2 separate regions of the Homo sapiens genome follow, and region 1 is linked to region 2. A link is an interaction called in ENCODE POLR2A ChIA-PET data of the cell type or tissue named here. Cell type or tissue: GM12878. All regions are shown on one strand. Each heading gives the region's core, and the rest is flanking DNA. Links, peaks and the distances in the headings are about the cores only. Region 1 overlaps CYP27A1 (cytochrome P450 family 27 subfamily A member 1). Region 2 overlaps NHEJ1 (non-homologous end joining factor 1).

Region 1 (15,923 bases), core at 6,878-14,877, 340 kb before region 2:
TGAAAAGCTTTCTTTTCCTGGTGAAAATACACGGTGGCATGATGAGCTACTGTTACAACATCAGTCCTCTTGTGTGGGAAAGCTTTTATACAACCAGACGACCTGCATTGAAAAATGACAATAGAATGAAATCCCTCTATAAATGTTTAAATGTCCCATCAGCTAGCGAAATGTACCTGAAATTTTTATTGTCTTCCCAGGAATATGGGTTTGACAAACCAAATATTGGTCATAAACTATTTTAGCAATGTAGAAGTCACTACACACACACACACACACACATTTAATTTGGATCATTTTATGTTTTTCATGATGAGTTATGGAATGCAGAACTTTTAATAAAAAAAAGCTTTAAGGACTCAGGAAGGACAAGGTGGCTGTCCTGGTTCTCTGTGAGTCCATGCTTAACATTGGACTTACATCCTCTTGGATACCAGTTGTTTCTCCAATTTAGGTGCATAGCACTAATAATTGATAAGTTATCATAGGTAATTTGACTTAGAACATGGAGTTCATTCAAACTGTATATCTAAACAATTTCAGTACTGGATGATTTAGCATGAACATCTGGCAAGGTGTTTTTTTTGGTATTTAATTAATTTTTGTTCTGCTTGGGTTAGCAGTTTTATAAACCAGTCAGTTTCTTCACTGAAGTTTCAAGAATTCTTACCCAGTCCAAATATATGATTTTAAAGTTATTATAACCTTTTAAAATAATTCAAGAGTGCTTCTCAGGGTTCTTTCTGTCCTTTCATGAACCTCCTTAAAGACATCATATTCTAGGATTTTGCGTGTTTGTGAAATTTTCATAAACTGCATCAGAATTAAGCAATTAATTGGGGAAATGACTTCAAATAGTCATAGTTAATGACACAACTGACAAGGAAATTTGGTTATTTCTGTGGCCTACAATAATATAAATATACATTAGAATTTTAGAAATCCCATACAATTTTGGAACATATATTAATAACATTCATTAAAATGTAACCTGAGGAAGGTTAAACATTGTTTCTAATTTGACAATGCTTCCCATGTAACTTAGCATGTCAAATAATTCTGTTTACCTCTCTTTTGGATGCTTCAGGGAACCTCTGTAGCATCCCAAAGTTAAAGGTCAAAAAAGACTTAATTTTGAAGCTGAAATCTGATTTTTGGGAAGCCTGACAAATATGTCAAAGGTTTAAAACACTTGACCAAAATAGAATCACAGGTCACCATAAAACAATAGTCATTCATTTAACCAAAGTGATAATTAAAAGATTCTTTTTATTTGTTTGTTTGTTTTTTGAGACAAAGTCTCACTCTGTCACCCAGGCTGGAGTGTGATGGCACCATCTCGGCTCACTGCAACCTCCGCTTCCTGGGTTCAAGTGATTCTCCTGGCTCAGCCTCCCGAGTAGCTGGGACTACAGGCATGCACCACCATGCCCAGCTAATTTTTGTATTTTTAGTAGAGATGGGGTTTCATCATGTTGGCCAGGCTGGTCTTAAACTCCTGACCTCAGGTGATCCACCCACCTTGGCCTCCCAAAGTGCTGGGATTAGAGGCATGAACCATCCCACCTGGCCTAAAAGATACTTAAAAACAAAAAACCTGTACTCTTTGATAAAGGAGACTCAGTTTTCCGAACAATCAAAAGACATAAGACAGCATGAGACAGAATCTCTTCTTTCCTCTCTCTTTTTTCTTGTTGCAGTTTATGTAAAAAGTGAACAAAAATATTTTACTGTCTTATTAACACTACAGAAAATTTTATCCAAAAGAGAAATATTTCACTTTTGTATTAGTATATTATCATATTAAAACTAATTTTAATAAAACTTCATAAATACATTTATCAAATTTGTCATCTTTTAAACCACACATTTCCATAAACCTTTTGTTTCACATTTTCCCCAAGTTTCTCTTTCTTTTTTTTTTTTTTTGAGACATATTCTCACTTTTTCACCCAGGCTGGAGTGCAGTTGCACCATCTCGGCCCACTGCAACCTCCGCCCCCAGGTTCAAGCAATTCTCATGCCTCAGACTCCCAAGTAGCTGGGATTATAGGTATGCGCCACCATGCTTGGCTAATTTTTCGTATTTTAGTAGAGACAGAGTTTTGCCATGTTGGCCAGGCTGTTGTAGGACTTTCTTCTTAGTTCAATTAAAAATGGGGTCCTTGTCACACAACCAGGAAAGATTAGGCTCGCGGACACATAGAAGGGTGAGAAAAATGGAATTTATTGGGTGAAAAGGAAAAAAATTCAGTAAAGCTAGAGAGGTGCCTGTTAACAGGCCCCCATCTCACAGATTGAATCCCCAGGTTACCACCCTGGTACGGGAGAGGACAAGCTCCTCCCTCTGCAAACGGGTAAACCTCCCGAGGCTCCACCCCAGTGCGCGGACCAGTCGGAGTTTCTCCAGGGACCTCTTTTTACTTGGCTGTCTCATTCCCCACTCTAAAGAAGTACTTCTAACTGCCATTAGAATAAGGATTGGGATAAGGATGAAGATTGATCTTAACTGCTTCCTGCTGACAGCGGGCATAGTTTTGGGAAAATGGCAGTCATATCTCCCTCAGAGGCCTAAGGGTCCCCGGCAAAACGGGCCATTGTCAGAGGCTCTGGTTGCATGACCATTTGGAGTTTGATGGCCTGAAGGTGAGAAGAGACAAACCAGGTTATTAGAAAACATGTATCAAAAGGAGAAAAGGGCGGGTAAGATCAGCTCAAAAATCCCAAGGCCTTTTACCAGTTTGCCCAGGGAGAGGGAGGCCAAAATCCTGACTGGTTAAAAAAAACTTTACCCTTTTGCCGGCGTGTTGGGCTTCTGGGTTCCCTTCCCTTGAGCCCAATCCTGAACCAGCCAGTTTAAGGTTTGGGAAATTAACTTTTCCCAGTTTGGAGGATGCATCTGAGGGGAGTGTCCTGTAGTACAGAGCCACAATTACCTATCAGTGAAGAGAGGACAGAGGAGGAGAAAAGAAAAAAGAAGGCTCCTTTTCAAAGGGGTCCTAGGGGTTCAGGATGCATTTGAAAGGGTACAGACTGAAGAAGAATGGCTACTCATCTAGAAAAGAGAGGAGCAGACATCTCTGGTTCCCTTCTCTTCCTAGCAAATATCTGGGGTACATGAAGAAGAGAAGGAAGAGTATTCTCTTTCCCTCTTCCATCCTTGCATCCCTGAATCCTGACAACTGCGACAGGGTGCCACCCATGGGTGTCAAAGCGGCCTGAACCCATGAAGCAGGGAGGGCCTAGAGAATAGGAATTATCCACTCTCACCTATGTCTCTATTCCCACTAGTGTCAGTAGCCTTGGAGTTCCCTAGACCTCATTTATGCCATGGATACTAGCATGACTTTATCCATGAAATGAGAGGCTTGGCTTAATCAGCAGAAATTAGCCATGCTCACCTGTGCTGTGCCTTTTAACCTCTGTTATCATCTGCCTCTGGATCCTGTAGATCCAGTTTTCTTTCCTAGGGCTTTGACCCGAAGCTTGGAATTGAGTTTGGGACAAAATTGTGTCTCAGGGGGTGTTGCATGGACTTCTTATCATAAGCCAAATGCTAAGGTGAAACTGTGGAATCGAGTCCTCCTGCAACAAGGGAGAGAAAGGGATGTCTTGTGACACACCCAGATAACTGGTGGCTATGGTTATGCTTGCTAAGACTTGGGTGCATGGTGCTTGGTTTTGGTTAGCTCCCTTGGTCTTCCTTTCCCAAAAAGGAAACCTCCAAGTGATGGGCATCCTACTTATTCCTGTCACCTGACAGGATTTGCAGGATAATTGCTCAGAACCAGAATATTGACCCAGATTTTTACATTATCCATCTGAGCTGCAGCCAAAGATTGCTGGTTGGTTCACAGGAGCAGGCAGGGTTAGTCTAAAATGTAGGCAAAAACTTAAGAACAATGAATGAGTTTAGAATTTAATTACAAATGTATAAGTTTTGAAACATAATTTCTCTCTCTCCAGTCCTCATTTTTGTTAAAAAAAATCATAATAGGACTGAGTTGTTTGCAAAGTAGACTTTAGTCTTATACTTGGCCTGATTATTTGCATAAAGTACAGCAAGAATAATTATTTCTACATAGGCCTTTTAGATTGGCTTTGATGGAACTCTGTTCCAAAAGGAAGCTCAGATAAGACCTTTTAAAGCTGAGCCCAGCCATGGGTTTGTATCCTTAAATACCTGTGAGTTGGGTGATCCTCTCCTTTAAGGTCCCAAGATAAACTCGGAGCTCCTGGGCCTGTTAGAAAGTGACATTCTTTACTGACCACGGGTCAGGAACCCTGTACAGGGACTGTGTAGTCGAGGGTATAAGGCCAGTTTCTTTTCCAAAAGGGGCTTTTATTGGCTTGGCAAGTCGAGCTTGACTCCTTAAAGGGAAGCATACCTTTCTAGTCAAAGCCTTGGTAAAACAACAGTTTCTCCAATTGCATCCTGTTGCAAAAGAAAAATGGATTCTTATTGCACTGATGCAAACAACTATATTGCCATAAATTAAGAATACTCTGCTGGGTGCAGTGGCTCACGCCTGTAATCCCAGCACTTTGGGGGGCTGAGGCGGATGGATCACCTGAGGTTAGGAGTTCGAGACTAGCCTGGCCAACATGGTGAAACCCCCGTCTCTACTAAAAATACAAAAATTAGCCAGGCGTGGTGGTACACACCTATAGTTCCAGCTACTTGGGAAGCTGAGGCAGGAGAATCACTTGAACCCGGGAGGCAGAGGTTGTAGTGAGCCGAGATCACACCACTGCACTCCAGCCTGGGCAACAGAGCAAGACTCTGTCTCAAAAACAAACAAACAAACAAAAAAACACAACTCACAGATAGTTTCCAAATTCTAGAGGAACCTGGCAGAGAGAAACAAACATGCTCCAAGTTTTGTTCACGGGCATATAGCTTACTCAATTATTAAGGCTGTAAATAATTCAAAATAAGTTTCTTTGACTCTGAAAAACAAAACAAGGATCAGCAGTATTACAAGCAAAAGTCAAAAAGACATGCTTCAGTTTCCTGAGTTCTTTCAGTTAGCTCTTGTTTTGCTTGATATTTGTGAATATTTCAGCTCTTCCTTTATTCCAATGTCGCAATATCCAAAGTTATCAGAAACCTGCATTTGAGAACACCTGTCAAAGTCCTATAGCTTACTATAAACCGTCTTTCGAAAAGGAGTAAAACAAGAAAACAATTGTCTGTGAAAAACAAAATTCCCAGGGTAGTTACAGTTAGAAACACAGTTGACAAAGAAGTCTGGTTATCTCTGGTTTACAATAACTTAACATAACAACCTGAATTATAATTTTTTTTTGAGATGGAGTTTTGCTCTTGTTGCCCAGGCTGGAGTGCAATGGCATGATCTTGGCTCACTGCAATCTCCCTCTGCCTCCCAGTTTCAAGCAATTCTCCTGCCTCAGCCTCCTGAGTAGCTGGGATTACAGGCGCCCACCACCACACCTGGCTAATGTTTTGTATTGTTAGTAGAGATGGGGTTTCACCATGTTGGCCAGGCAGGTTTTGAACTCCTGATCTCAGGTGACCCACCTACCTTGCCTCCCAAAGTGCAAGGATTACAGGCACGAGCCGTTGCGCCTGGCCTTAATTATGATTGATAGCATATACTCAGACATCAGAATTTCCGAGATCCCATACAATTTTGGAACATATATCAGCATTATTCACCAAGGTATAACCTAAAGAAGATCGAACACCATTTTGGCAATCTCTAAACATGACAAATTATCCTGTTTACCTTTTCCAGAGACCCTCTGAACCATCCAAAAAGCCATGCATCAGGAAAGACAATTTTGAAACTGAAGTTTGATATTGGGAAGGCTGTTAAATATGTTAGAGGTTTAGAACACCTGATGTTATGAAATAGAATTCCAGATTATCATAAATTATTTATTTTGCCAAAATGATGACTCAGAAACTTAAAAGCAAAAAGCCTTTTATAACCCTTCACAAGTTTTGCTAAAGAGCAGATTAGTGCCTTAAGAGTATCCTTGTGCTTTTATTTCAATGCTCAATTTACAGAAAAAGCATATAATACCCTTTGGAATTTAGTCAATATGTTCACACACAGAATTTTGCAAGATTAATTTTTATAATCCTTTCACTACTTGTTTGAATTTTTAGCTTTTCTTATCTAATTTAAAACAATCTTTTAACCCTAGGCAAGAATTTACATTTTCATGCCTTCTTATAATCTTTTTTTTTGAGACAGAGTCTCGCCCTGTCACCCAGGCTGGAGTGCAGTGGTGTGATCTCGGCTCACTGTAACCTCTGCCTCCTGGATTCAAGCAATTCTCATGCCTCAGCCTCCCGAGTAGCTGGGATTACAGGCATGCACCACCACACTTGGCTAATTTTTTTGTATTTCTAGTAGAGATGGGGTTTCACCATGTTGGCCAGGCTAGTCTCAAGCTCCTGACCTCAGGTGATCCACCTGCCTTGGCCTCCCAAAGTTCTGGGATTACAGGCATGGGTTACCATGCCCAGCCTTCTTATAATCTTTTATTAAAAATACATTTTGTTGTTCTTACACACCTTGCATATAAATCTATTTTCAGTTGTTTCAATTACATGTTATAATGGTAACTCCTGGCAATTTTAACTTTAATGTAAAGCCTGGTAAATTGTTTTTTGTGCTAGGTGTAGCCAAGGTTTGAATCCTTCCAGCATAATTAAGGGTGTGGTTAATTCCATATGTCCCACTTACCAATTGTGAAGTAGGCAAGTCAAATAGTTCTCAAAACCCAAAAGGCAGTTTAGAACCTTAAAACATTTAGAAAGCCTAGGCCGGGTGCAGTGGCTCATGCCTGTAATCCCAGCACTTTGGGAGGCTGAGGCGGATGGATCACTTGAGTCTAGGAATTCGAGACCAGCCTGGGCAACATGGCGAAACCCTGTCTCTACTAAAAACACAAAAATTAGCTGGACGTGGTGGCATATGCCTGTAATCCCAGGTATTTGGGAGGCTGAGAGATGAGAATTGCTTGAACCCGGGAGGCGGAAATTGTAGTGAGCTGAGATTGTGCCACTGCAGTCCAGCCTGGGTGACAGAGCGAGACTTGATCTCAAAAAACAAACAAACAAACAAACAAACAAACCCATGAAATTGGTAGACTTTGAGTAAAGCAGATTACCCTCCGTAATGTAGGTGGGCCTTGTTCAAGCAGTGGAAGGCCTTGTGCAAAAAGACTGAAGTCCCTAGAAGGGGAATGAATCTGCCTCCAGGCCACCTTCAGATTCAAGATTGGATTATTGACCTCTGTTGGAATTTCCAGCCTGCCAGCCTGTGCTGCAGATTTTATACTTGCCAACTGTTAGGGACAAACTGCCCCAAAAAGTTTCTTGGTGCTGCCCACCCCTCCCCCTAATGCTCTGCAACTCTTCTCCATGCTGCCCACCCTTCCCCCAAGCCTCTTTATGTTTCTAAGCCCTTATCTAGACGCCGCGGTGAAGCCAGCAGACTTCACTTATCAGACCTTGCTGTGATAAGGAAACCCCAATTACAAACCATCCAGACGGCACAGGGGGAGGTCATGGGAAGCATAAACAAACTTTACCTACACCCTCCTGTAAGTTCCTGTTCATCTAGCTGCTACCATAAACGTCACACGGTGATATGTGGCAAAATTAACCAGCAAACAACCTCGGGATGCGGCCATACCAAAGAACTGCCTCAAACTCCCCTCCCCAATATAAACCCCTCCTTCTGTAAGTTTGGGGCTGCTTCCTCTCTGACTGTTAAGGGGGCAGCCGGCAGGTTAACAAAAACTTGCTTGCCTGACTTTGAGTCTATTTTTCCTTTCTCTCGGGTAACCTCACACCAACCTCCATAATCATGTGAGCCAATTCTGTAAAATAAATCTTTCCCTATATACATACATCCTATTGTTTCTTTTTTTTTTCTGGAGAATCCTTATTAATATATCCACAAAATTACATCAGTCCACTGTCCAATCTGAGAGTTTCTTCCAAATCCAGTTAAAGTAATTTTTTGACCATAACCATGGGTATTTCTCGGTGCCCCAATGACTTGTGCCCAGTGTCGGAAAAGGCTGAACAGGTTCGACAACTGTGGTTGCCATCAAGTCCCCAGCACACCTTGATCAGTGCATAAAGCCTCTGATCCTCCTTAGAGAAGGAGGGACTTGGGTTTCTGCCCTAGTCCTGTTCATCTTGACGGGGGTAAGATCTTGCCAAAACACAAGGAGACAGATGACTGCAATGCAAGTTGTGGGGTACCTCCATTGCTGAGAAACTCCTGCTAGACCGCAGCCAAGGGGTTTTATGTTCTGCGACTCTTTTCTGAGGGAGAATAAGGCAGAAAGTCCATATCTCAGAACCTGAGAGGTGATGAGAAGCTGTCTTGGGACACCTCTGAGGAAGATGGGGAGGCCAGTGAAGAGTGGGAGGGGCCTCCCATTCTTCGGTGTTCCAGGAGGATCACAGGGCAATCAGTCTTCAAGGCTCAGGGAAGGCTGAGTCCAAGCCTTTGTTTATATGGAAGGTCTTAACGGTGCTATGGCAAAGTAACGCAGCCTGGTAGAAGAAATAAAGATAAGACACTCCAAGTCAGCCAGTGTTATTTTGTGTGGTGGCTCACAAAAAAATAAAAATAAATAAACAAATAAATAAAAACACATGACCATGAGACAAGCACTTTCTTTTCCTATAAAAATTACCTTTAAAAAAATCACATAAATATGAGTTACGATTACATGCTAATTTTGTGGCTATATACCACATTTAATAGAAAATGCCATTTAGAATTGAAATAACTTGCAGAAGTAGTGTATGCATATTTTAGAGAAATGAGAAAATATAAAGAAACAAAAAGAAGAAAATCTAAATCTTCCATAATCCCAACACCCATCACATAGCACAATGCCTTATACCCATAGGTTCTTAATAAGCGCTTGTGAAATGAATACATAAATACACCCATATGTTGTTATAAGCATATGGGGAAAGCATTATCTGTTTTCCCCATATGTCATCTACATATATATGTTTTTTAAAATAAAAGCATACCATATGCTCTCTTTTGTAACTTGCCATTTTACAGAAAAGTAAATATGAATATCTTTTTCAATAAACACACTTATATAACAATTTTTAATGGCTGAAAAGCATTTCATTGGATGGCTACATCAGAATTTACTGGACCCTGTTGGTATACTTTTAGATTTTTTATGTATAAAGCTTTGATTAACATTAATCTATCTAGCACTAAATGTTTGTGTACATTCTCAATTATTTTCTTAGAATAAAACTCCTAAAATGGAACCATTGTGATAAAGGATTTTGTTCGGATCTTTGATATGTAGCACCTGCCAAATTGTCTTCCAGAAAAGTTACAAAGAAAATAGTTTTGCATGACAAAGGGCAGTCCAAAAAACAAAAACAGGGCCACATGTGGTGGCTCACGTTGTTTGTAATATCAGCACTTTGGGAGGCCGAGGTGAGTGGATCACGTGAGGTCAGGAGTTCGAGACCAGCCTGGCCAACATGGTGAAACCCTGTCTCTATTAAAATACAAAAAAATTAGCCAGGCATGATGGTGCACACCTGTAATCCCAGCTACTCAGGAGGCTGAGGCAGGAGAATCGCTTCAACCTGGGAAGTGGAGGTTGCAGTGAGCTGACATGGTGCCACTGCACTCCAGCCTGAGCAACAGAGTGAGACTCCATCTCAAAAAAAACCCAAAAAACAAAAACAATTATTTTTTGCAAATAAGTACATGCAGAATATATATCACAAAGACATACCATTTTCAACTATGATATTTGCAAAAACAGTCTCTGCAAATATCATAGTTGAAAGTGGTATATCTTCATGATATATATTCTGCATGTTCTTATTTGTAAGATTGGACCTATTTTCTGCATAGATATACTATTTATATTTCTTTTTTTGTAAATTCCCTATTTCTGTTTTTATGTCTATTTTTCTAACGAGTTTTTGAATTGTGTATTCATACATATTTTCTTCTTGTATTTTTGTAGTTTCTTTTAAAATCTTTATCCCACCTGGGATTAGTTTCTGTGTATGGTGTGAGGTGCACAAGGCAGGTGCCTGACCAAGGGGTCACATGAGGAGCAGGAATGGAGCCTGCATTTGACTTGCCAGGCCCTGGGCTTTGGCTGGGGCTGCAGCTGCTAGCAGGCTTTTTTTTTTTTTTTTAATTCCTATTTAAGGCACTCTTTAGGCCAGCAATGACCACGGATGTGGGTTCTAACTATACTTTCTCCCCAAATAATCAACTAGTTGCTTTAATGACATTTGTTCACTTATTTGTTTCCTCTTATTTAAGACTAGGCTAAGAACAATCGGAATTAGTTTAGCCCGTGCGGCCTAGCCCTAGCCAATAGGGGAACGACACAGCAGCAGGGGCCACGTGCGTCACGGATAAGAACCCCTTCCCCTCCCTTGTCCAAGTGTGCGCTCACCATTGCTCCATCTGTAAGGGTGCACCCTCCATAGAAGTAACTTGCCTTGCTGAGAATTAAAAAGAAAATTAAAAAAAAAAAAGACTAGGTTAAGATGTGAAGAAACAGAACTACTTGCGTTGTTACTCCATGCTTTTTCCATCTGCTAATTATTTATTTACTTCCTATAAGGTCTTTACTATTTCTTGCTCATTCAAAGAGCTTTGATTCTCAGGATGCATGAGTTTGTGCTGCTTTTTGGAACGTTGTTCTAGCAGCTTGTCAAAAGTGAGGAAGCACTCACATTTCTGTTTACTCTTCCAGAAGGCTGCTTACTACGAGTTTGTTGCTGGAAGAAAAATAGTACTCCATTTCCTGTAGAAAAGAGAGACAGCCGATGTTTTCTTCGGAGGGCAAATAAATAAGAATAAACCCAGCCTCTGCTCCCTTATCTAGGATCTAGGAACTGATACTGTTATTTTCTTTTTTTCTCTCTTTTTAAGCCATTCTAGTGGTTAACAGTGGCTTTGGTTTGCATTTCCTTAATGACAAATGATGTTGAACATCTTTTCTTGTGGTTAACAGTGGCTTTGGTTTGCATTTCCTTAATGACAAATGATGTTGAACATCTTTTCTTGTGATTATAGGCCATTTGCATATCTTCATTGGAGAAATGTCTATTCAAGTTCTTTGCTTATTTAATTAATTAATTTATTTATTTTGAGGCAGAGTCTCATTCTGTCACTCAGGCTGGAGTGCAGTGGTTTGATCTCGGCTCACCGCAACCTCTGCCTCTTGGGTTAAAGTGATTCTCATGCCTCAGCCTCCCAAGTAGCTGGGACTACAAGTGTGCGCCATCACGCCTGGCTAATTTTTGTATTTTTAGTAGAGACAGGGTTTTGCCATATTGGCCAGGCTGGTCTTGAATTGCTGGTCTCAAACTCCTGGACTCGAGTGATCTGCCTGCCTTGGCCTCCCAAAGTGCTGGTATAATGGGCGTGAACCACCACGCCCAGCCATTCTTTGCTTATTTTTAAACTGAATTTGTCTTTTTGTTGTTGGGTTGTAACAGTTCTTTGTATACTCTGGATATTAAACCCTTATCAGATATATGATTTACAAATATTTTCTCTCGTTCTATAAGCTGTCTTTTCACATTCTTGATAATGTCCTTCGAGGCACAAAAGTTTTAAATTTCTTTTTTGAGACCGAGTCTCGTTCTATTGCCAGGCTGGAGTGCAGTAGTGCGATCTTGGCACTGCAACCTCTGCCTCCCAGGTTCAAGCAATTCTTCTGCTTCAGCCTCCCAGGTAGCTGGGACTACAGGCACACGCCACCACACCCAGCTAATTTTTGTATTTTTAATAGAGAAGAGGTTTTGCCATGTTGGCCAGGATGGTCTCGATCTCTTGACATCGTGATCTGTCCACTTCGGCCTCTCAAAGTGCTGGGATTACAGGTGTGAGCCACCGTGCCCCCGTCTTTTTTTTTTTTTTTTTTTTTTTTTTTTAGATGGGAGTTTTACTCTGTTGCTCAGGCTGGAGCGTATTGGTGCAATCTCAGCTCACTGCAGCCTCCACCTCCCGGGTTCAAGTGATTCTCCTGCCTCAGCCTCCCGAGTAGCTGGGACTACAAGCATGCGCCACCACACCTGCCTAATTTTTGTATTTTTAGTAGAGATGGGGTTTCACCATGTTGGCCAGGCTAGTCTTGAATTCCTGACCTCAGGTAATCTGCCCACCTCGGCCTCCCAAAGTGCTGGGATTACAGGTGTGAGCCACCATGCCTGGCCAAAAGTTTTTAATTTTTATGAAGAACTATTTATCTATTTAAAAAAAATTCCTCATGCATTTGTTATCAAATCTAAGAATTCATTGACATATCCAGGGTCATGAAGACTTACCCTTATATTTTATTCAGAGTTTTATAGTTTTAGCTCTTCTTTTTAGATTGTTGATCCATTTTGAATTAATTTTTGTATATGGAGTGAGGTAGGGGTCCAGCTTCATTCTTTTGCATTTAGTTATCCAGTGGTCCCAGTACCATTTGTTGAAGAGACTTTCTTTCCCCATTGAATGGTCTGTGCACCCTTGTCAAAAATCAGTTGACTGTAGATGTTCTAGTGTATTTCTGAATTCTCAGTTGTATTCCATTGGTCTATATGTCTACACTTACACTAGTAACTTACTGTTTTGATTACTGTAGCTTTGCAGTAAGTTTTGAAATCAGAAAATGGGAATGTTCCAACATTGTTTTCTTTTTTAATATTGTTTTGGCTATTTAGGGCCCCTTGCAGTTCCATATTAATTTTAGGATCAGGTTTTCCATTTCTGCAAAAAGGCTATGGAATTTTGAAAGGGAATGCATTGAATTTGTAGTTTGCCTTGGGGAGTACTGCTGTTTTAACAATATTAAGTCTCCTAATCCATGAACATGGATGACTTTCCACTTATTTAGGTCTTTAATTTCCTTCAGCAGTGTCTAGTAGTTTTCAGTGTTCAAATGTTTCACCTCCTTGGTTAAAAGTATTCCTAGGTATTTTATCTTTTGGATACTATCATTAGTCTGTTTGGGCTGCCATAACAAAATACCACAGACTGGATGGCTTAAACAACAAATTTATTTTCTCACAGTTCTGTAGGCTAGAAGTGAGAGATCAGGGTGCCAGTGGTTGGTTTCTGATGAGGGCTGTCTTCCTGGCTTGTAGTTGGCTGCCTTCTTCCTGTGCCCTAGAGGGCAAGCTCTCTGGTGTCTCCTATTATGAAGACACTAATTCTATCAGATCAGGGCCCCACCCTTATGACCCCATTTAACCTTAGTTACTTCCTTAGAGGCCCCATCAACAAATGCAGCAACACGGGGTTTAGGGTTTCAACATAAGAATTTGAGGGGAGTGCAGACATTCAGTCCAAAACAGAGGTTATTGTAAATGGAATTATTTTCTTAATTTCCTTTCAGATTGTTCTTCCAGGTTCTTAAAACTCTAGACGAGCTACTGTTAACAAGTTTCCTACGTATCCTCTTCCCCACCCCCTTTCTATGTCTGTCTCTGTCTCTCTCATGTTCTTTGCATTGTCTGCAACATGTTTCTTTCTGCTGGATTCATTGACAACTGTTAAGTATGTACTGAGTGTCTTATTAATGTGCTTAGCAGTGTGCCCAACAATTTGGGATGTCATAAAGAAGTATGACATGGTTTTCACCCATGAGGATTTTCAATTTAGTTGAAGAGACAAGACATCCGCAAAATAATTAGAAAACTGTTTAGGAACATATGTAATCAAATTCTCAACTGTCTGGCCCATGCACTAGGATAAGAACTCCTTAAGAATGGTCTTTTATGCTGTGCTTACTGCTGTATCCCTAGGAGGAACAGGACATGAGATTCATAAATGAATGTTGAATGAATTCAACATTCTCCTGCTTTGGAGTTTTGTCAGGTGGGGGCTAACCCTCCCATTCATCCTGAAAGATGATCTTTGTTCTGCAAAGTGGCTCTTAGACAGGACCCATCCGAGAATGCTGGGACTTTCCAACTGGCTCAGGTTACGATCTAATGGTAGGATCACAGACACAGCACGCATCTCTCAGCAAGTATCCTGCTGTCTTTCTAAAATAACTTCTTACATAAGTAGATCCTTGTTAAGTTCCACTAAGTAAACTAACTGAGGAGCATGAAGGAAGAAGGCATGGCTTAGCTAAAAGGAGAAATGTCCCAGAAACCTCCATACTGACAGCCAGGAAGTAGTCTCAGAGGCTTTGGATTCCAGGAAAGAAGCTGGTATTGTTTTTCTACTTTAAAAATATAACTTTTTTTCTGCTGATTCCAAGAACGTGGCAAAAAATTTTTGAAAAATAAATCACAGTATAGAGAAGAAAGTAAGTTAATTTGTAAAGCACTGTTTACCACCATTGAGATAACTGCTGTTCAGATTTTTATTAAAATGTTATACATAAGTTTACTTCAACTTAACAGAAGGATAAGAAACCAAACTTTAGAAAAATATTTCTTCAAAATGGTATATATTTGTTTTAAACAGGTCTTCTAAAATTAAAGAATTAGGAGACATATTAAGAGGCTGGACTTATTGCAGTAGTTCTCAATCTATGGTGATTTCATCCCCCAGGGGACATTTTGGAAATGTCTAGAGACATCTGTGGTAGCCACAACTCAGAGGGGGTGCGGTACTTGTGGGGAGAGGCCAGGAATGCTGCTAGGCACCCGGCAACGCACACCACTGTCGGCTACAACATAGAATTATCCACTCCGAGTATTAACAGTGCCACAGTTGAGTAATCCTGGGTTGTTATTGCATAATATTGTGGTTTTAAAATAGTACACGCTTTTCAAGGGCCTACGTTTGTTTCCAGTTAGAAGGACATAGTTGTTTTCTCAGGGATCCGTGGAGTAAGTGGTTCAGAGCATGGCCTCCAGCCAGGTGTTTGGAGTTTGAATCCTGACTCTGCTACTTAATGATAAAGTGACCTTGAGCAACTTCTTTGGGCCTCAGTTTCCTCATCGGCAAAATTGTGGTAATATTAAACCTACCCCAAACAGCTGTAGTGAGGATTGAATGAGCTAATATAAGTAAAATTCTTGGAACAGTGTCTGGTTCATGGTCAGCTCTATGGAAACACGTGCAATTATTATTGTTAATGTCTTAAACTGGAAACAAATTAAGCCTACTTTTAGGACAGGTCTCCTAGGGAATTTTTTTTTTTTTTTTTTTTTTTGAGATGGAGTCTCACATTGCCACCCAGGCTGGAGTGCAGTGGCATGATCTTGGCTCACTGTAACCTCCTCCTCCTCCCGGGTTCAAGCGATTCTCCTGCCTCAGCCTCCCAAGTAGCTGGGATTACAGGCGCCCACCAACATGCCCAGCTAATTTTTTGTATTTTTAGTAGAGACGGCGTTTCACCATGTTGGCCAGGTTGGTCTCGAACTCTTGACCTTGTGATTTGCCCACCTCAGCCTCCCAAAGTGCTGGGATTACAGGCGTGAGCCACTGTGCCCGGCCCTCCTAGGGAATTTAATAGAGGAAAATAGATGTGTATGTAAAGTATTTTTTAAAAAGCAACCTTTAAGGAAAAAAACAAAACTCACTCACAGGAAAATGATATGGCTGGGGCACTTATAAATCTAAGGAGTATTTACAGGAATTCAGAGGCTCAGCAAGGATTCCCTGCCTTCTAGAACTATCTGGTCAATGTCAGGTGACTTACTGTTTCAGAAAACATTTCTTTTTGTACCTTTAGACTTTAAAAATTTGAATAGGTAATACATTATCATAGTTCAAGACTCAAACAATAGAACATGATACACACTAAGCAGTCTGACCCCCTCCGCTGCTCCCCTGACCCTCCCATAGTAATCACTTTATATTTATTTATTTAGAGACAGAGTCTCACTCTGTCATCTAGGCTGGAGTGCAGTGGGTACAGTCATGGCTCAATGCAGCTTTGACTTCAAGCAATTCTCCCACCTC
Region 2 (8,000 bases), core at 1-8,000:
CCATTCTCATGGCATCAAATATCATTTCTTTGTAGAAGATTCTCAAATCTATTTTCTGTAGACCCTTTTCTTCGACCTGAGCTTCAACCCTAGTTTTTCAACTCTTTCCTAGGCATTCTCACTTGTACGTCCCATAATCAATTTAAATTCAACATGTGGCCAGGCGCGGTGGCTCACGCTGGTAATCCCAGCACTTTGGGAGGCTGAGGTAGGTGGATCACGAGGTCAGGAGTTCGAGACCAGCCTGGCCAACATGGTGAAACCCCGTCTCTACTAAAAATACAAAAATTAGCCGGGTGTGGTGTGGTGGGCTCCTGTAATCCCAGCTACTCGGGATGCTGAGGCAGGAGAATTGCTTGAAACCAGAAGGCGGAGGTTGCAGTGAGCCGAGATCGTGCCATTGCACTCCAGCCGGGCAACAAAAGTGAAACTCCGTCTCAATTAAAAAAAAAAAAAAAATTCAACATGTATGTGAAAAAAATCTTCATCTTATGTTTTTAAATTAACTCTAATTATAAATAAGCCACTGATTTTGTAAAAAATAGGCTAAGGCATTGTTAAATTACCATACTGTAACAAATGGATTTTTATGAAACCCTTCTTCTACTAGGGGAAAGAGGAGGGAGACTCAACTGTGTAAATCTTCACAAAAAGCTCTGGAGGTACATGAAGCTTATAGGTTAGGCCCAAAAGGGCTAGGTATTTGTCAGAAGTAAGACATCAAGGCCGGGCACAGTGGCTCACGCCTGTAATCCCAGCACTTTGGGAGGCCGAGGTGGGTGGATCACTCAAGGTCAGGAGTTTGAGACCAGCCTGGCCAACACGGTGAAACCTTGTCTCTACTAAAAATACAAAAAAATTAGCCAGGCGTGGTGGCAGGTGCCTGTAATCTTAGTAATTCAGGAGGCTGAGGCAGGAGAATTGCTTGAACCCAGGAGGCAGAGGTTGCAGTGAGCCGAGATCACCCCACTGCACTCCAGCCTACAGGACAGAGTGAGATTCCGTCTCAAAAGTAAAGAAGTAAGACATCAAACATCATCACTGCCTCACAAATCAAATCTGAACCAAATGGATTTCTTAGACTGGAGATTTAAAGCAAGTAAGTGTGGCTCATGCCTGTAATCCCAGCACTTTGGGAGGCTGTGGCAGGCAAATTGCTTGAGCCCAGGAGTTCAAGACCAGCCCTCGGCTACATAGTGAGATCCTGTCTCTTTTAGAAAACAAATAAATAAATAAATAAACCAAATGAGAGACTAATGGTGGATTTGATGGAGCAAAACAGAGGAAAAAATAGTTTTCACTTTGGCAGAGTTGGTAACTTCCTTTGAGTAAAGTAAGATATACAACCCCCTGGAGCGCAGTCTGTTAAACTGTGCTAGCCTATCCAGGTCTAGATACAGGGACATGCATGATTTCGTTTTCCACAGGCCCCTACAACTCTCTGTTGTCTTCTATCCAGCCTGATATACATGTTTATGTAATATGACTGGCCCCTGCAGATATCTGATTTTGTAATATCTGGTTTTGAGATTTTTTAGGATAAGAGAATTTGAGATATGGGAAACTCCTTTGCTATTGGGATTCTTAGAATCAGAAACCCAAAATGGATAATTTTTACCCCCTTTGTATTCTTTCTTTCTTTTTCTGAGACAGTGTCTTTCTCATAATGTATTCCCACTTGGTTTCTTTTTTTTTTTTTTTTTTTAGAGACAAGGTCTCGCTTTGTCGCTCAGGCTGGAGTGCAGTGATGCAATCTTGGCTGACTGCAACCTCAGCCTCCAGAGTTCAAGTGATTCTCCTGCCTCAGTCTCCCAAGTAGCTGGGATCACAAGCCTGTGCCACCAAGCCCGGCTAATTTTTGTATTTTTAGTAGAGATGGAGTTTCGCCATGTTAGCCAGGCTGGTCTCGAACTCCTGACCTCTGGTGATCCACCCACCTCAGCCTCCCAAACTGTTGGGATTATAGGCGTGAGCCACCACACGTAGCCCCTACTTGGTTTCTTTATTTGTTTGTTTCTTTGAGATGGAGTCTTGCTCTGTTGCCCAGGCTGGAGTGCAGTGGCACAATCTCGGCTCACTGCAACCTCTGCCTCCGAGATTCAAGCGATTCTCCTGCTTCAGCCTCCTGAGTAGCTGGGATTACAGGCACCCACCATTGCACCCAGCTAGTTTTCTTATCTTTAGTAGAGATGGGGTTTCGCCATGTTGGCCAGGCTGATCTCAAACTCCCGACCTCAACTGATCTGCCCGCCTCAGCCTCCCAAAGTGCTGGGATTACAGACCTGAGCCACCGCACCTGGCCCCATTTGTATTTTCTATATTGATTTCCTTTTTTTTCTCTCTCAAAATTTTAACAATTTTTTTAAAAAATTACTTTAAAATTTTTAATAAATTTCCTTTTGAAAACATAAGCCCTTATAAGCCTTTGCAAAAGGAAAATAAAGAAAGAGGTCTTTTTAGCTCTTCTTGAGAAAAAAAAAAAAAAAAAGAAGTGGTAACCCCTGGTTACTACAGGATTCACAGTGAGAAAACCCCAAAGAGAAGGTGAAATTCAGAAAAAACAAAATATAGTTGAGAAACATGCACAGCCATACCTTCCTCCCTGGAGATTTTCATTCCAGAGCTCAAATACTGGTACATTCATATTTTCAGTAAGGAAAACAATTCTTTTATATGCCCACGGTTAAACCGACCCCACCCATGATCTTCCTAGTCTATCAATGGCATCACTATTCTTCAAATCACATAAGCATATGACCAAGAGCCTAATATTCCTAAAGATCACCTTCATATGTCAATTCTCCAGTCAAAACTTTCAATGGCTTCCCACTATCTGCAACAGTAATTAATAAGTGCAAGGAGAATGTGCCCCATCTCCCTCCTAGGAGATGTGTCCCCACTTGAGAATCACAGCACATAATGACAGTCGTTAACAATTGAACTAAATGGAGAAATAAATGTGTTACAGGCAAAAAAAAAAAAAAAAAAAAAACAAAAAAAACTGAAAACCACCTTCAGAATAAAACACTAATCTGCCAGCCCAACATTTAAGGCCCCCACAATTTAGCCTCAAGTTATTATCTTGCTAACTTTATTTTCTACTAATCCTCATCCATTCTTATTCTTATTTTCCATCCTTTGCCCAAGTGCTTCCCACCTAAAATGTCTTCCACATAGTTTTCAATCAAAGCCTAAATCAAAGCCCAGTTCACGTCCTGCCATTTATAGAAAGCTTTTTCTAATCACTCCACTACTATGGCCCTTATTATCATTCACTAAGCACTATAAGCTCTTTGATGGCAATATTATCATACCTTATATGCTCACAGAACCTCATTCAGCCCGCATGCACCTGACCGAATACCGAAAGGATGAATTAACTGCAAGTTTTTCTAGGTCGGAGAACTGACACACATAATAGGAGGGAGCATATTCTCATGCATCTAGACTTATCCTTTTTTACGATGCCCACATGGACACTAAAAAAAAACCACCCTGAATCCTATGGCTTTCTCTACATATTGAACAACAGGTACATGGTAAAAGGGTAGCCCTTCTAACTGTGGAAGTGGAGCCCTTGTGACTCTAAGACTAATTTTCTTTCCAGGATTTTGTTAGGTACTTATTCTTTTGACTTTTGAGGTGTTAGTCTCTTAACTGGCTCTAAAAAAAGAGAGGTTCTGGGATTTCTCAATAATAAAAGATTCAAGGTTTATATACACTTCATCCCGAAGTTGGGACTGCCTTTCAGAAAACATAAATGTCAAACAAATAAGGCAGGTGGTAGAATGGGAATATAGGCTACTCATCTATTTACATGTAAGGCTGCCTATGTCTAAGGCTACCAATAGGTGATTATTTGCTGGCCTATTCATAAGAGGAGGAAAATAAAAAAGAGTGGGAAGATATGATTTCTTCTTCTATTCAACAAACACTTATAGAGTGCCTACTATGTGTGGAGGCACTGTTCTAGGCACTTGGGCTAGACCAGTGCACAAAACATACATCTTTGTCCTTGTTGAGCTTACATTCTAACAGACAGGAGATAGACCATAAACAGTAAGTATAATAAAATAAGTAAATTTTATGGCAATATGTTGGAAACTAGGTGCTATAGAAAAAATAAAAAGTAGAGGATGGTAAGATGAAATGGGAGTGCTAAGGTGCAGGGGGGACAAATGGAGCTTACAACTTTAAATGAGTAGTCAGGGTAAACTCTATTGGGAAGGTAACATTTGAAAAAAGACATTGTTGTAGTCCATGTAGATGGATGTAGTCTATGTAGATATGTCTCCAAATTCTTTGACACAGCTCCCCTTAAGAGGTGAAGTTTAATTAATTACCTTCCACTTAAGTGTGACCCAGACTTAGTGACTCATTTCTAATAAAAAGAATACAGTGAGATAGTGATAGAATGTAACTTCTGAAATTAGGTTATAAAAGGACTGCAGGTCCATTTGGTCTTGGTTTCGTTTCTCATTTTCTTTTCTTTTTCTTTTTTTTTTGAGACAGAGTCTCATTCTGTTGCCCAGGCTGGAGTGCAGTGGTGTGATCTCAGCTCACTGCAACCTCTGCCTCCCGGGTTCAAGCAATTCTCCCACCTCAGCCTCCTGAGTAGCTGGGATTACAGGTGCATGCCACCATGTCCAGCTAATTTTTGTATTTTTAGTAGAGACGAAGTTTCACCATGTTGGCCAGGCTGGTCTTGAACTCTTAACCTCAGGTGATCTGCCCGCCTCAGCCTCCAAAAGTGCTGGGATTACAGGCATGAGCCACCCCACCTGGCCTTGGTCTTTGTCTCTTGGATCACTGGCTCTGGAGGAAACCAGGTCCTGTGAGTAGCCCTATGGACAGGCCACATAGCAAGAAATGGCACCTCCTGCCAACAGCCACATGAGAAAGCTTGGATATGAATTATCCGGATGTTACAATGACTGCGTTACCAGCTGACATATTGACTGCAACATCATGAGAGACACTGAGCCAGAATCACACCCACTAAGCTGCTCCCAGATTCCTGACCCTCAGAAACCATGCAAGATAATAAATGTGTTTTTGGTTTTTTGGGGTTTTTTGTTTTTGTTTTTGTTTTCTGAGACAGAGTCTCGCTCTTTCGCCCAGACTGGAGTGCAGTGGCACGATCTCGGCTCACTGCAAGCTCTGAGACCTCCCAGGTTCACGCCATTCTCCCGCCTCAGCCTCCCAAGTAGCTAGGACTACAGGCGCCTGCCACCACACCCGGCTAATTTTTTGTATTTTTATTAGAGACAGGGTTTCACCGTGTTAGCCAGGATGGTCTTGATTTCCTGACCTCATGATCCATCTGCCTTGGCCTCCCAAAGTGCTGCGATTACAGGCGTAAGCCACCGCACCCAGCCTGTTATTTTAAGCCATTAAATTTTGGGACAATTTGTTACACAGCAATGGATAACTAATACAGACTTTAAGGAAGTGAGGAAGTTGGCCACACAAATATCTGAAGAAAGAACATTCCAGGCAGAGGGAACAGCCAATGTAAAGGCCTAAAGGCAGTGTTAGAGTGTTAGAAAAACACTTAAGAGTGTTAGAAAAACAGCAAGAGGCCAGTGTGGCTGCAGTGGAGTGAATGAGGGAGGAAGTTGTAGGAGATGAGGTCAGAAAGGTAAGAGAGTTCTATAAGATCATATAGGGTTTTATAGGCCATGGTAAAGTCTTTGGATTTTACTCTATAAATGAAGTGTTAAGCCAGTGAAGGGCTTTGAGCAGAAGAATATCACGATGTGCCTTGCAACTTAATAAGATAGCTTTGTTGATAATAGGCCAGGAGGGGGTAGGAGTAGCTGCAGGATACAAATAAGGAGGCTTTTGCCATAATGCAGGTAGGAGATGATGGTGGCTCCAGTATGGTAGCAGCAGAGGTGAGATTACGGGCATAGTTTTAAGGTAAAGCCAACAGGATTTCCTGATGGACTTTGGCTGTAGGAAGTGAGAGGACAGCAGTCAGGATGACTCCAAGGTTTTTTCACCCAACTAAAAGTGAAAGAATGAACCTTCCATCAACTTAGATGGGAGGGGGTTGTTGGAAAAGTAAATCTGGGCATACGACTGGAAGTTCAATTTTGGACGTGTTGAATTTAAGATATTTTTTAAACTTCTTCATGAAAATGTTAAACAAGCAGTCTGGAGTTTCAGGGTAAGACCTACAGTGAAGAATAAATGTGAGATTCATCCACAAGGTGGTATTTAAAGATGTTATAGTGGAATGCCAGAGGAGCAGGCTGAAGATGTCAAAAGGATCAAATCATAAATGATCACGTGTGGCGTGCAAGGAGTTTGAACTTTATCCTGTAGGAAACCGGGAGCCACTAAAGGACTCTGAGCAAAAAGTGTCATAATCAAGTTTCAGTTTCAAAGACATCACTCTGACAAAACTACAAATTCAACTGCAGGGGAATAAGAACTGACCAGGAGACAAGTTAGGAGGCTGTTGCATGGTCAAGCCAAAAAAGGGACAGAAAGGCCAGGAACAGTGGCTCACACCTGTAATCCCAAAACTTTGGGAGGCCAAGGCAGGTGGATCACCTGAGGTCAGGAGTTCAAGACCAGCCTGGCCAACATGGTGAAACTCCATCTCTACAAAAAATACAAAAATTAGCTGGGCGTGGTGGCTCAAGCCTGTAGTCCCAGCTACTCAGGAGGCTGGGGCATGAGAATCTCTTGAACCCAGGAGGCAGAGGTTACAGTGAGCCGAGATTGTGCCACTGCACTCTAGCCTGGGCAACAGAGTGAGACTTGGTCTCAAAAAAAAAAAGCAGGGGGGGAGTGGGGGAAAAGGGAGAGAAAAATGGCTAATTTCAGACAACGGGAGGTAGAATAGAGAAGATAGGCAGATTCAAAAGACGGTCAATAAATTAGGCTTTGAAAGTAAGGACAAAGAGGAAAGTGAGTGACTCCCAAATTTCTAGCTTAGAAAACTGAATGGATGATGGTATAATTCCCCAAGATAAGGAATATAAGAGAAATAGTCTGGGGGAGTAGATAATTCATTTTGGACATGTTTAGGATGTGCTTTATGTGGGACATCCAGGTGGAAATGCCAAACATGCAGAAAGAAATATGGGCCTAAAACACAGTGGAGATATAAAATTGGTATTCAGCGATGTACCAACAATAGTTGACACTGGGGTCTAGATGAGATGACCCAGAGGAAGGAAAGTGAAGTCTCAGAGGATCAGGGACCTGATCCTGGGAAACACTAACCTTTAAGAGGCAGGCAGAAGACGGAGAGCCAGCCAAAGAAACCAATTAGAAGTGTGAACAAGCTTAACAAGATGGCAATTTTCAAGTTAAAGCATTGCCCATCTTCCCCAGGCGATATAAGCTCTAGCTTCGTAAGAGCAGCAGTGACTCTCTTCATAGTTTAAAGTATCTGCTCTAGAATCAGGCTGCAACCAGACAGGAGCTGAAGACAGTAACTAAAACTAGGCAGAATATAACAACCATGGCTGCACTTAGGATGCTAAGTCAAATCAATGTTAACTATAGCCCCCTAATTTCTTAGCTAAGGTATTATACTGAACAGATTAAGACTTATAAGGCATTCAGAATGCAGCAGTAAGAACGACTGCAGGGAAGAGAAGAGAAGAGAAGAGGAGAGAAGAGTAGAGAATTGCAAAATCTCCATCTCTGCTAAGGGACCCCTACCAAAGGAAGCCAACTTCAAGCAACTGCCCAGGTTTTGGTGTCAAGGGCTGATTCCTAGCCAGGGGTTGCCAGCTGTAGAGGGCGGGGCTCTATTTTGGGCTGCCTGCTGTCCCTGAGCCTGGCCGCGTCTGGTTTGAGCAGCATGCAGCCCCAGTGACTCACACACCCATGCAAACTGCCTGTGGCTCAGTGGCATGGCCTTGGAATGCCAGCCTTAGGCCAGCTCCCTCCTCACCCCATTACACTGGGATAAATAAATAAAGAGCCCGCCAGCAGCCACACAGCCTGATGGCAACCAGATGGAGAGAGCGAGGCAT

What was found. ChIA-PET counts read pairs that join two places held together with the same protein. Peaks named below come from ENCODE experiments on the same cell type or tissue, not always from the same donor. Only the 100,000 strongest peaks of a DNase experiment are listed, where the experiment ranks them.
Region 1: POLR2A ChIA-PET joins it to region 2 with 12 read pairs; 2 of 35 experiments call an interaction of 5 or more read pairs at or near these places.

The regions. Positions count from the first base shown.
Region 1 is chr2:218,791,804-218,807,726 of GRCh38, forward strand. The region is part of intron 1 of CYP27A1 (cytochrome P450 family 27 subfamily A member 1); the gene reads left to right. Among named protein-coding and RNA genes, the nearest start is that of CYP27A1, 18 kb to the left of the region's middle. In GM12878, for the core only: no CTCF peak of the experiment used is centred there; DNase peaks (open chromatin) are centred at 10,978, 13,968 and 14,738; H3K27ac peaks cover 693 bases; H3K27me3 peaks cover 120 bases.
Region 2 is chr2:219,134,601-219,142,600 of GRCh38, forward strand. All of the region lies in intron 5 of NHEJ1 (non-homologous end joining factor 1), which reads right to left. Among named protein-coding and RNA genes, the nearest start is that of NHEJ1, 22 kb to the right of the region's middle. In GM12878, for the core only: no CTCF peak of the experiment used is centred there; no DNase peak of the experiment used is centred there.